Regions from separate parts of the Homo sapiens genome. Here all the other regions are linked to region 1. A link is an interaction called in ENCODE POLR2A ChIA-PET data of the cell type or tissue named here. Cell type or tissue: GM12878. All regions are shown on one strand. Region 1 overlaps CCDC50 (coiled-coil domain containing 50). Region 2 overlaps UTS2B (urotensin 2B). Region 3 has its middle 180 kb from the start of FGF12-AS1.

Evidence for each region. Peaks named below come from ENCODE experiments on the same cell type or tissue, not always from the same donor. Only the 100,000 strongest peaks of a DNase experiment are listed, where the experiment ranks them.
Region 2: POLR2A ChIA-PET joins it to region 1 with 6 read pairs; 2 of 35 experiments call an interaction of 5 or more read pairs at or near these places.
Region 3: POLR2A ChIA-PET joins it to region 1 with 5 read pairs; 1 of 35 experiments calls an interaction of 5 or more read pairs at or near these places.

Annotation. Positions count from the first base shown.
Region 1 is chr3:191,356,942-191,361,941 of GRCh38, forward strand. CCDC50 (coiled-coil domain containing 50) reads left to right here. Exons shown (of 12, transcript NM_178335.3): 2 at 147-209; 3 at 1,057-1,183; 4 at 4,128-4,218. Among named protein-coding and RNA genes, the nearest start is that of UTS2B, 29 kb to the left of the region's middle. In GM12878, no CTCF peak of the experiment used is centred here; no DNase peak of the experiment used is centred here; H3K27ac peaks cover 770 bases.
Region 2 is chr3:191,267,426-191,272,425 of GRCh38, forward strand. It overlaps UTS2B (urotensin 2B), which reads right to left. Exons shown (of 9, transcript NM_198152.5): 9 at 1-1,016. The coding sequence ends at 991. Among named protein-coding and RNA genes, the nearest start is that of OSTN-AS1, 35 kb to the left of the region's middle. RefSeq lists an enhancer at 1,858-1,967. In GM12878, no CTCF peak of the experiment used is centred here; DNase peaks (open chromatin) are centred at 2,046 and 2,505; H3K27ac peaks cover 1,334 bases.
Region 3 is chr3:192,059,021-192,064,020 of GRCh38, forward strand. No RefSeq gene overlaps it. Among named protein-coding and RNA genes, the nearest start is that of FGF12-AS1, 180 kb to the right of the region's middle. In GM12878, no CTCF peak of the experiment used is centred here; a DNase peak (open chromatin) is centred at 4,681; H3K27ac peaks cover 240 bases.

The DNA of each region.
Region 1 (5,000 bases):
TATTTTATGCATTGAGAATTATAAAGTGTGTCATTCTGAAATATTAGAATTGATTTTTTTTAAAGTAAAAAAAAAAAATCCTTTCCTTTGTATGTTAAAGTATTACTAATGAGCCTTCCTGTCTGTTTTTCCTCCATCTACTCTAGTATGCCGAGATTTTGCTGTCCTGGAGGACCACACCCTGGCTCACAGCCTGCAGGAACAAGAGAGTGAGTAATACCTCTCATTTATGCTCCTTCAGTTTTCTTTTTTTAGTGGTAGCTTGAGGCTGGTTTCTTAGGGCTTAGGTGGGGAGAGAGCACAGTCACTTGGCTTCACCATCCATACATCCTGAAGGATTTCTTTAGGCAAATGATGCCTGGGTGATCAGTGAAGTTTCGGGCATGTTAAGTAAGATAGGCTGCCAGGAATTAGTAGACTGCTGCGTCTGTAGGAGGAAAAAGAGAGGTTTGAACCTTTTTCCTAGCCTCTTGTTGTAGGAGGGACACAATGGTTGTAGATTTATCTGGGGTGCGTAGAAGGAATCTATTCTTGCTCCTAGGATAGGGACTTGAACAGTTTTCCCAGGCAACTGTGGTATAAATGAGATCACATTGTGAATTTTTCTGAATCTTTTTTTCCATGTGGTGATGAAAAGTAAATCTAAGCTATGCATGTTATATTAAAGTACATACTTGTGAATATATGATTTGTGAATTCACATATCAATATAAAATTGACATTTTGAAAAATGCGGTTAATAAATAGAGTGACAACATGTAGTAGTAGAAAGAGCATTGGCCCTGGCTTTAGAATATTTGTGTAGATGTCCTGGCACTGCCACTTTGTTGCCGTGTGACCAAAGGCAAATTATTTAATCTTTTTGATCCTCTTTTTACTTAATGGAAAAGTGGGGATAATAATTCCTTGCTCTTTATTATATATTGTTGTTGAGACAATAAAATGAAGTGATGGATGCAAAGCTGTTGTTATGGTAAAGCTCTTAAGATTATTATGGCATTTATTACTAACAAACCAAGACATTATTCATTCCTGTCCTCAATCTTTTTGTTCCAGTTGAGCATCATTTGGCATCGAACGTTCAGCGGAACCGTTTGGTCCAGCATGATCTCCAGGTGGCTAAGCAGCTCCAAGAGGAAGATCTGAAAGCGCAGGCCCAGCTCCAGAAGCGCTACAAAGACCTGTGAGGATTTGGGAGGTGGGAGGGGTGATGCAAGACTGGTTTTCTCTGTGGAGCTAGCAACCAGGGCAGGGGAGAAGGAGACTACTTCTGTTCCTCTGATTCCTTCTACTGTTAGATTACAAATCTTACCCTGGATGTCTAACAGTTTTTTTGATTTGAAAATGTTTTGTTTTTGTTGGAGCACTTGACCAGGTTTAAGGACATGTTGATGATGGTGTGAATTTTAACATTTTTTAGCTGTTATGACCTTGGGCCAGTTAGTCAACTTCTCTGAATTTATTTTCCTTACCCATAACATGCGGATAATAATCTCTGTCCCCTCTGCCTCATAGTTTCTTTGGGGGATCCAGTGAAATAGTGGACATCAAATAACTTTATGGGTTGTATTGGTTCCTTTACTATGTTCTAGCTGTGTTTGCCGCTCTTACTTTCCTTGCTTTTCAGTACATAGCAGAATGTTCTGAAAAGCTCTGAAGTGTAGACTCAGTTTTTTTCATAACTTCAGTGTCTGACAAAAGTTCTCTCTAGTAGCCTCCTTTAACACACAGATAAACGGAAATGATTATTTCTCAGGTTTCTTTTGGCACAGTGACTTTTATTCTGTTTCAGTGTTATAAAGCTCCCAGGATACATTTCTTCTTTGAGAGTGGCTCTTACATCCTAAATCTTTAATGTGGGTAGATTTAACCACAGATACTGTGTTGAGGAGGAAGGGGTAAAGGAAAAATGGAAGGAACCCCTTAATTTACTTCAGTGTCATATTCAGGTAAAAAGGAAAGCCAGTCATTTTTGCTAACTTATAGGAAGGGTTTGTCTTTCTGTTTATTATTTGTAGAGAGGACTTTATTAATCATTTTGTTAAGCTTCCCTTATTTTGTAAATAAACACTTTTATTGATTCATGCTAAATCTGGCACCATGAAAGGAGACCAGAGATATGAATAAGACAGCTGTTGCCTTTAAGGGCCTCAGGAAAACACCTTGAGCATTGTGTATCTAGAGATACGTGCATGAGTCACAGAGAATTGAAATGTAAATTTCAGGCCTATTTAGAGAGAAGAGACTGGGAAAAGCTTCACAAGACGATGTGTTTAATCTGAAACTTGAAGGTTAATTAGAAGTTTATAGTGATGGGGAAAACCATTCTAGCCAGAAGGAGCAGCATGCATAAGGGCAGGAGGTAAGAGGACTTGGAATCAATCTCACGTTAGCTGCAAGAAGTTCAGTGTTGCTGGAGTGGAGAGTGTATTTACAGGCAGAAGTAGGAAGTGAGGCCAGGAAAGTAGTCAAAAGCTGGATCAAAAGGGTCACGATAAGTTATGTTAAAGATTTCAGGTTTTGTAGATTTTAAATTATAAGGAATGGAGAACCTTTGAAGTAGTTTCAGATTTTCATTTTGGGATCTATTCTGTAGACTAGGTGGGTAAAGGCTTGGAGTGGGCAAGATTTGAAGGCAGCTGTTGAGCAATGGTCAAATTAAGAGATGGTGAGGCTTGAATGAGGACAGTGGTGACAGAGAGGAAGGAGATGATGAGGCCTAAATTGAAGGTCATGGTAATGGAGATGTAAAGAGGAGGAGAGATATTTGAGATGTTATGAGGCTCAGTGTCACAGGTTAAGGTGAGAACCAAAGCTAGAATGTTCTAGAGTTCTAAATTCATTGCCCTTTACATTATTCACAATTCTCTGTTAGAAAGGCCAGTTCTGAGGTTGATGCAGATGTTTAAAATCCTGAATTAGGTTAATAACAGTATAATGAGCTTTTTCAGAAATTATCAAGACAAACCACTCAAATATAAATCAGGAGTAGAGAGTGATATTTTATAGGTCCTAAAGGAGAGAAGAACCGGGTATTATATTTCTGCCTGAGACTTCAAGGTTTTGAAATTGTTCCTGGATGAAATAAGTAAGCTAGAAGGGAAGTCTTTCAGTTCACTCCCTGGCAATTTTAATAGCTGTACATCTTGGGAAGGATGAAATGCTGCAGTTTTCATTGAACTGGAACCTTTTATTCAGTCTGGATACCCGGGCTGCCGTAAGTCAGGATTACCGCTTGTTTACTACTGCTTTCTCAGTTTCGCTTTCCCAGGAGTCTGTATAATTAGCTGACTGAACCAGAGATGGTACTTCTTGGAAATATGGTTTGAAATCATTAAACTCAGATGAAGCTTCACTTATTTATTTTCTGTACCAGGAGATACATCTTCTGTGTCACTTGTGACCTTTAACACTTCATTTGGGTTTGCCTTCTCTACGGTGCTTCTACTTTCTTCCCACTTATTATCACATCCAATGTAGTTATTAGTCAATTAATTCTATACAGATTTTACATTAATTTGGGAGGTTCAGGTAGAGGCTTGAATGAAGACAGAGGCTTTTGAAAACTAAGTCCGTGATTTTGTGTATGATTCTTAATTATTACAATGAGTGAAGGAAAAGAAGAAATATAAATAGCAATTGGTCTGAGTAGATTTTTGTTTATTTTCATTTCTTTGGTTTGAATAGATAAGAATACTATGATATTAGACCTGTAATGTGAAGTTACTAAGTGTACACTTTTTTATAGCTTATAACATGGCATGACAGAGAATGATTTGTGGTTATTAGTGGTAGAGGCAGGACCGTCAAACAGGCCCCAGTGGGGTGAAGTGATAGGTGGTATAGAAGAGGTGTGGAGTTTTCCATTGTTGGGTGTGATGATCAGATTCCAGTTCTACCACATATTTTCGTTGTGATCTTGAGAAAATGATGCAACTTCCCTGGACCTTAGTTTTCTCATCTGTAAATGTGACCGTGTCAGCCTCTTTGCATCTTTATCTTGAAGATAAAGTGAGAAAAATAATGTACTTCTCATATAGTGAGTATTCAATAAATTGTATTTATTACTTTTAGGAAATACATTATTTTTTATTTTCCTTATTCATGTTTTCACCTTTGCTTTTTAGTGAACAACAAGACTGTGAAATTGCTCAGGAAATTCAGGAGAAGCTGGCTATTGAGGCAGAGAGACGACGCATTCAGGAGAAGAAGGATGAGGTATAACTTAGTTACTGCCCCTCTCCCTCATGGAGAAAGGGGTGCTCAGCTTTAGAGCAAAAACTTTCTGTAGGTCACGGGCTCAATGAAGGGTTTCTGAATGGGAAGCAGAATGCCTCTTATTTGGGCTGCATTTTCCTCTGTGGACCATGATTTATAGCCTCTTGATTATGTAAATGGTAAAAGTCTTGAGAGATAATGGATAATTTCACATATGATGTGAGTTAGTTTCCTATGACTGCCGTTACAAATTACTCTGCAAACTTGGCTTAACAGAAATTTATTGTCTTAGAGTTCTGGAGGCTAGAAGTCTAAAATCTGAAGTGTTGGCAGGGTCACGCTACCTCTTGGGAAGGATCCTTCCTTGCCTCTTCCTAGCTCCTGACTCCTGGCAATCTTTGGCATTCCTTGGCTTGTATCTGCATCACTTCAGTCTCTGCCTCCATTGTCACATGGCTTTATTCTCTGTCTGTATCTTTGTGTCTTCTTGTCTTCCTGCAAGGACATCAGTCATTGAATTGAGGACTCACCCTAATCCAGTATGACCTCAGCTTAACTAATTACATCTGCAAAGACTGTTTCCAAATAAGGTCACATTTTGAGGTTTGGATAGAAATGAATTTAGAGAGGGCACACTATTCAGCTTACTACAAGGTGTCTGTCCCTGGGTTGTTCTTGCAGCATTAGAGAGAGCAGACTTTTGAGTGGGGCCTGCACAGGAGCCAGGGAGTAGTCCTTGGGAGAGGCCAGGAGCAGGCATTGCTCTCGTTCTTTCTCTTTTT
Region 2 (5,000 bases), 90 kb before region 1:
TTCTTTATGATTGAAACAGCTACAATTTTAAATAGCAGAGTATTGCGGGATCTGGCCAGTAGCCCGCAATGCAACGGGGCTCTTTGTTCCCAGGCGGATCAGCAGGTTGAGAAATAACAGACACACACAAGATAGTGAAAGCTGGGTCCAGGGGGGTCACCACCTTCTGGTCCCATGGTGCCAACAATGCACTGGATATACCAGCATTTATTATTAAGTTTAGCAAGGGCAGGGGTAGGTTAATGAGGGATTTAGGGTCATTTGATTATGAGGTGAGATGGTCACATGGGGATGAAGTAATTCTTTAACATAACATTTGTATGTAGAAGTACAGTACATTTGTATGTAGAAGTACAGTATACAGAGATAAGAATTTACAATATACTGTGTGTGTAATTTCTAACAGAGCCTTAAAACAGAAACACAATCTTTCCATAACCTATGATTAGCAAGATATTAATCAGCAGTAACAATTGTAACAAAAGCTGGTTACAAACAATCCATGGAAACAGGACATGAAGCTAGACAACCGCTTAGACCAGAAATTCTCAGAAGGAAATATGCCTTAACCCTAAAGAGGCCTAGAAGAGCCATGGCAAGATGAGGACGTTTACAACCCTATCTTATCCATATGGACAGGCGCCTTCCATGCATCCGTTTATAGGCTCTCCACGAGGGGCGCATTCCATTCCCAGAGCTATGAACATCTGCTTTTCTGGGATAGGAATCTTGGTGATATGAAACCTCCCTGACTGCACGTCCATTCATAGGCTCTCTACAGGGGGAAGCAAGTGCTGTTGGCTCATTCTGGCAGTCCAACCTGGCATTGTCTTTACACAATCCCGCATGCAATTTTGTATTTACAATAATCAGGAGCATTTCATCTTTTATTCCACAGCAATAGTTTCAGGGGGTCTGCCTACAGCAGAGTGAGTAGATACATATATTTTCCTGATATTCTTATCTTTTTTTGCATCCAGAGAAAAAGCTTTAAACACAGTATTTCCAAAAGCAAGCTAAAGAAGAAAACAAAATACATTTTTTATTAGAAGTATATTTGATAAAACTTGCTCTTGAATCAATAGCTTATGTGTGCCTGAATGCGAGAGTTAAGTTTTTAAAAGGGACAGTCAATATTGTAGCTACTAGCCTCATGTGGATCTTTAAGTTAATCACAATTAAATTAAAAATTCAGCATCTCCATCATACTAGTCACATTTCAACTGCTCAATAGCACTTGTAGCCAGTGACTACCACAATGGACAGTACAAACTAGAGAATGTTCCCATCACAGAAAATTCTATTGGACAACACTGTTATAAATTATAATACATATAATACAGTCTAGAGAATTCAATAGACTGCCCTATGAGATTCATCCCTCTATTTTACACTTGAGGTAACTGATATACCAAAAAGAAAGTCACATAAGTAAAAAAGCAGTGCTAATGAGAATCTATCTGTTGAGTGAAGAGGAAGGAAGACAGTTTAAAGGTCACTTTGCAGACCACAAAATGATATTTAAATAACTTCATTTGTCATCACATTTAGTCCTCCCATTCTGATCATAAAATGATTCTTCAGAGAAATCAAACCAAATATATTAGCATTTCAATCTTCAAATATATAAATGAATCATTTTAAATCTTCTGTAGGTTGTTACCAATCACCTGACTTACAGTAGTTGCATCTAGCTAATTATCAGTTTCTCTAATTTCCTTTTATTTAACTAGCTTATAAAACTAAGCCCCTTGGGAGAAGGGCCTTTGATTCATTGTTGATCAGTGGTATTTACAGTGAAAAAGAGTTGAAAAACATATAATCCCTCATTGAAATGAATGATAAATTTCTATGTGCTTGCCCAGGTTTTCCTCCCCAAATACACCGTAGCCCCTGTGCTTATCACCACATATAAACAGAGTTTTATGATATCACTCAGAGCCTATTTTTCATTTCTTCAAGAGCCACAGTTTCCCTTAGAAGCCACATTCAAACCCTGCGAAAGCAGAAGTCTATTTTCAGACATTGAAGTGAGGCGCTTCACCCACTAATCTCACCTTCTTCTTTTTTTTCAGGTTTTTTTTTTTTTTCTTTTTAAAAGATGAGGCTTCTCACTATATTCCCCAGCCTGGACCACAGTGGCTATTCACAGGCATGATCATAGAGTGCTACAGCTTCAAGTGATTCTCTAACCTCAGCCTCCTGAGTAGCTGGGACTACAGGTGCATGCCACCATGCCTGGCCAATCTTCTTTTTATAGTATGCTTTGGAAAGTTATCATCACTGACCTCTCTGTCTTTTCAGATGTCTTTGAATATCTGAGTCTGGCAGAAGAATATAAACTTACACTTAGCCAAGACTTATACCACATGAACAGCTCAATTAAATATACAATGGAATATAGTTTGGAGAATTTTTTGGATGTGGTCAAAGGGAACTGTCATGAGTCATACTGGTGGCAGAGCCAATTCCCCAATGTTTATAGCGTACACCATTCATCATTTACATAAAGTAAAACCCCAACCAGCTTTCTGGTGTCACTTAATGGCTGTCTTGTTAACTCTTGTATTCTCCGTTTTTAGCATGATGCTAGGAGTTGGACAGCTATATTTGTAGCAGATGTCTATCAACAATATATTAAAAGATTAAAGAAAGGTACAATATTTCACAGTAAGCGTAAGTTTTTACTGTCTTAAGCTGGATTTCTGGGTCTATTTCATCCTCATATATTGTTATTCACAGTGGTTAGTCTCTAGTTATGGCAACAGCACTGCACTTCATGTATAACGTGGATTATGTTCAGCTTTGTCACCGAAGCTGGAGTGCAGTGGCACAACCATAGCTCACTGCAACCTCGAACTCCTTGGCTCAAGGGACCCTCCAGTCTCAATCTCATGAGTACTTGGGACTACTAGCATGGGTCACCACACCAGGCTAATTTTTTAAATTTGTTGTAGAGACACAGCCTCCCTATATTGGCCAGGCTGGTCTCAGACGATTGGGCACAAGTGATTCTCCTGCCTTGGCCTCCCAAAGTAGTGGGATTGCAGGTGTGAGCCACTGGTACCTGACCTACAAACATGTTGTAATATCTACTTTCTTAAAAATAAACAAAAAAGGTTTTTTTTTTATGCTTTCAAATCATTCTAGCTGATATACCAATTTTTTTTCTATTCCTTAGCACAAAATTCTTTAAGAGAATTTTCTATTGTCAGTGGTTCCAGTTCTATAGTCATGTTTTCTTTAACAAAAAGTTCACCAAACAATCCTTGGCAAGGCCATTAATGACCTTTCCTCTGCTGAATTCAACTGGAAGTTCTCAGTCCTCATTTTACTGGATCTATCATAGTGAAATCAGCCCCATAGACCCATAGAGAGTTGTTTTTGGATAATCAGAAATTGACCCTTCTGCTGTTAAAGCTTAAAGCTTGTATTTGTTTTAGGTGAGTTTCTTCCTCAGGAAATGACCTTTAGGCCTCCCAAAAAAAACTGTCAAAGGGCCAGTTGTGGTGGCTCATGCCTGTAATCCCAGCACTTTGGGAGGACGAGGCTGGCAGACATGAGGTCAGGAGATCGAGACCATTCTGACCAACATGGTGAAATCCTGTCTCTACTAAAAATACAAAAATTAGCTGAGGGTGGTGGCCACATGCCTGTAGTCCCAGCTACTTGGGTGGCTGAGGCAGAAGAATCGCTTGAACACGGGAGGCAGAGGTTGCAGTGAGCAGAGATCACACCACTGCACTCCAGCCTGGTGACAGAGTGAGACTCTCTCAAAAAAAAAAAAAAAAAAAAAAAAAAGAGGTATCAAAGAACTGAAACTCACCAGATCACCCCATCCAGACAATGAGATATTGGACCACTCATTCATTATGATTGCTTCCTTGCCTTTCTCACACGTAGTTACATTTCTTCCCTGCTATATTAACCCTAGTTTTAGTGAGTTAGAGAGATGGATTTGAGACTGAGCTTCCATCTCCTCAGCTGCAGCACCCAATTAAAGCCTTCTTCCTTGGCAATACTTGTCTCAGTGATCAGCTTTCTGTGCAGTGAGCTGTAGGACCTAGACTGAACCCCTGGTGTTTTGGTAACAATAGCTTTGGATAGACTTAAACTCCTTTTTCCCAGAAACAGTTTTTTTACTTGACTTGTGGGTGTTGCTTTCTTGCCTCCTTCTTTGTACCTACTCCTACTCAGCCTCTTTTGTTGACTCTGCCTCATCTGCTCAGTTTCTTCCCTTGGAATGATCTGAGTCTCAGTTTTTAGGTATCTTTTCCTTATATTTGGAGTCACTCCTTAGATGCTCTCGTCACAATGCCAAACAATATTTATAATGCTGATAACTGCCAAATGTATATCTCTAATCTGGGCTGACTGAAGATATAAGATTCATATTCACTAACTTCAGATTCATACATCTAATCTTCTACTCAATTTACTCCTGGAAGATTTATTAAATATGGCATAACAAACCCAAAATATGTGGTAGGAATACAACTCTTCAGCTATTCCTAAGACTTCTCTGTATTTCCTAGGGATCCCACATCCCCATTAAGTTAAATTGGGATCATGTGCATAGCTCTGGCAGTTAAAAGCATATTTACCTGCTTCATCTCTTTCCTATCCTACTATAGGTACATTGGAGACCACGTGTTCCACATAGTGTATGCATGAAGTGAAGGAAAAATGGTCAACATATGTAAGACCTCATGTAAACTCGGTCAAAATTATAGAAAGTTGCATCACTGAGATTTAAAGGCTATTTTATCAGCTTGCTAAGCATATCCCAATATACAGTTTGATAACGTGAAGTGAGGGTGCTGCTGTAAAACATACCTAAAATCTGACACAGTATCAGCAACTCATTAATGGCAGACAAGGAAACTGATATCATAGGTTTGAAAAATTAAGAGTTATTTTATTAAATGGCAAAATAAGTGCTAAAACTCGCATCTGCAACAGCTTGGGATTCAGATCATGTGCCTAGAGCTCCTAGAAGA
Region 3 (5,000 bases), 700 kb after region 1:
GGAACTCAGAAATTTTAGAACGAAATGTAAACTCATACAAAACAGGTAAATGTGCTTGATGTAGTACAGATATTATGGGCTTCAAATTAGTTTTTGACCTCCCTCTATTTATACACATGTAGTCAGTTCTCATTATTCCCAGTAGTTCTGTTCTACAAAGTTGCAGCAAACACTGAATTAGTAAATATTAAACCATTGCTCCTAGGGAAAATATGGAGTTAAGTTTTTGTGAGCCTCTGGTCACAGCATTTTTGTTAATAAACACATAACCTTGTTTTATATTTGTTTCTGTTCGAAGACACCTTATTTAGTATATATTGCTGATTCAATAATGTTGAACTCATGGTTAACAGCAGTATAACTCATGCTTGAATTAAGCTTATCTAACACGTTTGTTCTTCGTAGGGTACATCACATCCTTCTCGCCCTTAGGAACACTAGACAATACTTCAGCGCTACACTCAGGAGCCAGTGAAAACATGAAGAAAAAGAACAAAAATGAGAAATACGTGGTACTGAATAGACCACAGAAAGTACACTTGTTTACAGTATGAGAGCTGAAACAAGAAGGTAGAGTATCCTCTTGTTCACTCTCAGCTAGTTACCTGTACCTGGGGTGACTCGACATTTTGGTGTTCTGTACATGTCCATAAATGACTGGGAAAGTGGCACAAATATTGACTTGGGGGTTACAAATAAATATTAGCAAGTAGACAATTTTGCAAATATGGAATCCAGGAATAATGAGGAATGACTATATTCAACTCTAGTTCTGAAACATCTATAAAAGAAATGGAGAATTGTCCTATCTTCTCTTAGCAGTATTGTTTTCCCAAACTATTAGAGGTTATTATTTCATCTATTTTTTTATTTATTTCTGGAAAATTCAGGTTCTTTATGTGGATATTACCCAAATCAGAGCAAGGAGGATCAAAAGTGAAATAACAATTAGTGAAGATGAAACAGGAGATTAGCCTCTTACTAATTAGTCTCATTGTCCTACCACATAGAGAACTTTGAGTAGCCTGCTGCATTGATATTTGTAGTTAAAATGGTGGCTGCTGCTGCTGTTTGAATTTTCTCAGTCTTTCTTCTCTTTTAAAGCACCAATAATTAATTCTTTTTCATTTTCTCTAAGCCCTTTTGAGAAATACTCTTTGCTTCTCTAGCTAAGCTTTTTTTTTTTTTTTAATTAAAATGAATCTGAAGGAAATACTCTGCATTTGCCCTATAAAAAGGGACCAGGATTTTTGTTTGCAGAAAACCATGTTCTTTCTCCTTAAGAGTTCCACAGTGACAACAGGTGGTGGTTACTCTCTCGGTTGCTCTATTTGACTTCCACTTCAGGATTTCTGACAAAAGCAGAAGGCCAGCTCCTCCCTCAGACTGAACACTCGTCTCCAGTGTATTGGAAAAGGACCTTTCCCCATGTCCTCACTGGAGTCCCTGTTCAGTGCTTAGTCTAGCAGAGCCAAAGCCCACATTCTATTAACCAGATGTCCTGCAGAGGAGTGTAAACCCTAAAATAATGGACAGCCAGGCCGCCTTAGAAGGAAGCAGTCATGCAGACTGATTTGCTGTCTGTTTTAAATCCTGGTAGCATGAGGTAATTTACAACCTGTAATTTCCTCACTGAGTGGGAGGAATTATTCACATGCTATCAATGAAGGCACAATATAATTTACAGGTTTTTCTGCTACCCAGTCTTTTGGTTTAAGTTTCTGGCATCCTCTGAAGAGGAAAGGTGATGCCTAACAGAAAAGCTGGCATAAAATGAATACTCCAGAAATGTTAGTGATAGTAGAGACAGTATACAAGGAAAAAAGGAGAGAGGGAGGGAGAGACAGAGAGGGAAAGAAGGAGGGAGAAGAGGAAATACAGGAGAAGGAAGGTCAGTATTGTCAAATACTGAAGGAAAAATAAGGACAACAAGGACTCAAAAAGCAGGCCCTTTGATGTGACAATTAGGTTATTCATAAAAAAGGAACAGCAGTAGGGTTGACAGCCAGTAGCCAGGCCATAAATTTTGAAAGAAAATGGGGTGATTCAGGAAATATGGTAAATTAACTAAATTTTTCTGAGTTTACTTCCTGGTGAAATCCCAATAAAACTGAAATCCCACTGAAATATCAAGTAATATTTAAGGCATAAATCTACAAATATGGGGGGATTAGGAGCAGGGAAATCAATAAACTAAAAATTTTGAATGCTAGAACATAGATGGAATAAAGATAACTGATGTAGCAGCAGAGAGAAAGCCATACCCTAAGACTGCAATGGGAAAAGCTAGGAACCGACTTGAGGAACCAATAGCACTAGATAACTCTGGGAGTATTTGGTGAAGTGGAGTGGGGTGTGTGTGTGTGTGTGTGTGTGTGTGTGTGTGTGTGTGTGTGTGTTTAGAGAAGTGATCTCCTTTCTAATCACATGAGTTCCACCTAGGAAACCAACTCTTTCTAAAATTTCTTGCAAAGACCTCTTCTGTTTTAGCACACGTCTGAGCAGATGATGGCAGGTTTATCCTCTGAAGAGATTAAAGCTGAGAATCTATCAAGGTTCAGACAGAGAAGCAGGGTGACTATGAGTGTTATGTAATTAGGTGTGTGTCATGGCAACTAGAATTTACATAGTTGTAGAAGACACTGGAGAATCAGAGAAATAACCACCCATTCAATCCAAGAAGCCACACATGTCCAACAGTGAATTGGGGCTGCAGAGAGGAAGCTCACGGAAAGGTCTAGGGGGTACTATTGCTTCTAGGTAGCTCTTATGCCTATAGATCTTCAGCAAAGCATCTAACTGTGGGCCTGAGGCCCCTGTTGTCAGCATGGCAAACACTTTGCAAGAAACACTGAATGTGAAGTTCAGGAGAGGGAGGACAAGTGGGAACCTGACAAACCCTTATTGTGTGTCTGACCTATTTGACCATGAAAAGAGCTTCACAGTGTATTGAGTGATGCTTCACTTCTTTCTTCTGAATCTTATTAAAGTTTTTTTTTTATTTTTTGGCCACTCTAACATAGAAGAATACAGGAAAAGAGAGTCTAGAAAACATATTTCTCAGCTTAACCAAGTTGACAGCAGAGGGTCTCTGGACTATTGGACTATAGGGATGGTCTAGGGCTGGTATCATTTATGCGAACAGAGAGACCAAAGAAATTGATGCATATAAAATGCTGATCTCTCAGCCTTCTTTTCCCACTCACAAAATATCAGCAGCTAGGCCTTGACCCTCCAGACTACAGATCAGAAGGTTCTTATGAAGTCTGACTTCCAATAAAATAAAAGCCTAAATATTTGGACTTCACGTCTTCTCTAACAGATGACTTAGCCCAATCTTGTCACGGTGAAATGATGCGTCAGTGAGACTCATCCACTTACTCAGAGTTTCTAGTTAGCCTTTTAGCCCACAACACTCTCAAATATGAAGAGACAGCCAGGATCACTAGGTAAGTATGGAAAGCCACTAACATGGAAGAGGGAGTCCAAAGCCATAGACAGAAGAAAACAACTTGCAGAAAGTTGAGACTATGCAAATGAAAAGATATTTTTTAAAAGTATTACTAATATTTTCAAAGAAATAAGATATTATATTCCATTCATTAAACAACTTTCGGTATTATGGAAAAGAACTACTCATGAAACAAAAAGATATCTTATAAAATTTAAAGCTTGAGGGAAAAGAGTAAAACTCAATATAACTTTCAGAGGATAAAGTTGAAAACATCTTTAAAAAGGTAATCCAAAAAGATGAAGAAAGCAGAGGGAAAAAGCAGTGGGCTCACTCAAGAAAAATTTCCAAGACTGAATATTGTTCTAACCAAAATAATAATAAATATCTTTTGGAAGAATAAGATGGAAGTTTGCACACATCTTTGGAGATGTGGAGTGGGAAGAACCTAAATTCTCATCTGTCATAGTGGGTAGTCAATAGTGCCAAATCTGAAAAAAAAAAAAAAATATATACACACACACACACACACACACACACACACACACATACATATACACACATATATGTATATACATACATATACACACATATGTATATACATACATACACACACACACACACACACACATACATATATATATATATATATAGTGGGAAATAAGAAAATAGTGGGCCACGCGCAGTGGCTCACGCCTGTAATCCCAACACTTTGGGAGGCCAAGGCTGGTGGATCACTTGAGGTCAGGAGTTCAAGATCAGCCTGGCCAACATGGTGAAATCCCCGTCTCTGCTAAAATACAGAAATTAGCCGGGCATGGTGGTGGGCGCCTGTAATTCCAGCTACCGAGAAGGCTGAGGCAGGAGAATCGCCTGAACCTGGGAGATGGAGGTTGCAGGGAGCCAAGATGGCACCACTGCACTCCAGTCTGGGTTACAGAGCAAAACTCAGACTCAAAAAAAAAAAAAAAAACAAGCCATGTTATTTAGAGATACTAACGTACGTACATAAAGAGTAATTGAAAGTGATTGTCTCTGGAAAAGAGGAAATAAGGAAAAAGGGTCTGTGAATCATTTTTTGTCATAACAAATCTGGTAGAACTAGTGGCTCTTTGAACTGAGTAAATGCTTAAAAATGTTGAGGCGAAAAAAGTGGCTAGGTAGTGAGGAAGTAGACGCAGTCTGTTAGGCTGAGTTTGACATAAATAGAAAAAATACGCAAATGACAATGAGACAGCCGGGTGGGAAGGGCTTCCTGGCAGAACTGCAACCCGCCGGTGCACTGGGAGGAGTGCGCCCTGGGGTGGAGCCACGGAAGTTCGTACCGTTTCCAGCAGAGAGGAGCCTGGCCCTTCCTCTTCCTGTGTAGAACCCGGGATTTTAAAACTGCGAGGCGAGAAGCGCACCACCAGGGGTTCTGGCTTTGTGGAGAGTCGCTGTTTCCCTTTTATCCTTTTTTCCCAGTAAATCCCATTATTCTCGCCTTTCAAATGGTCTGCAAGGCTAATTTTTTGTGGCGTGTGATAAGGACCTGGCTCTTAGCTGAACT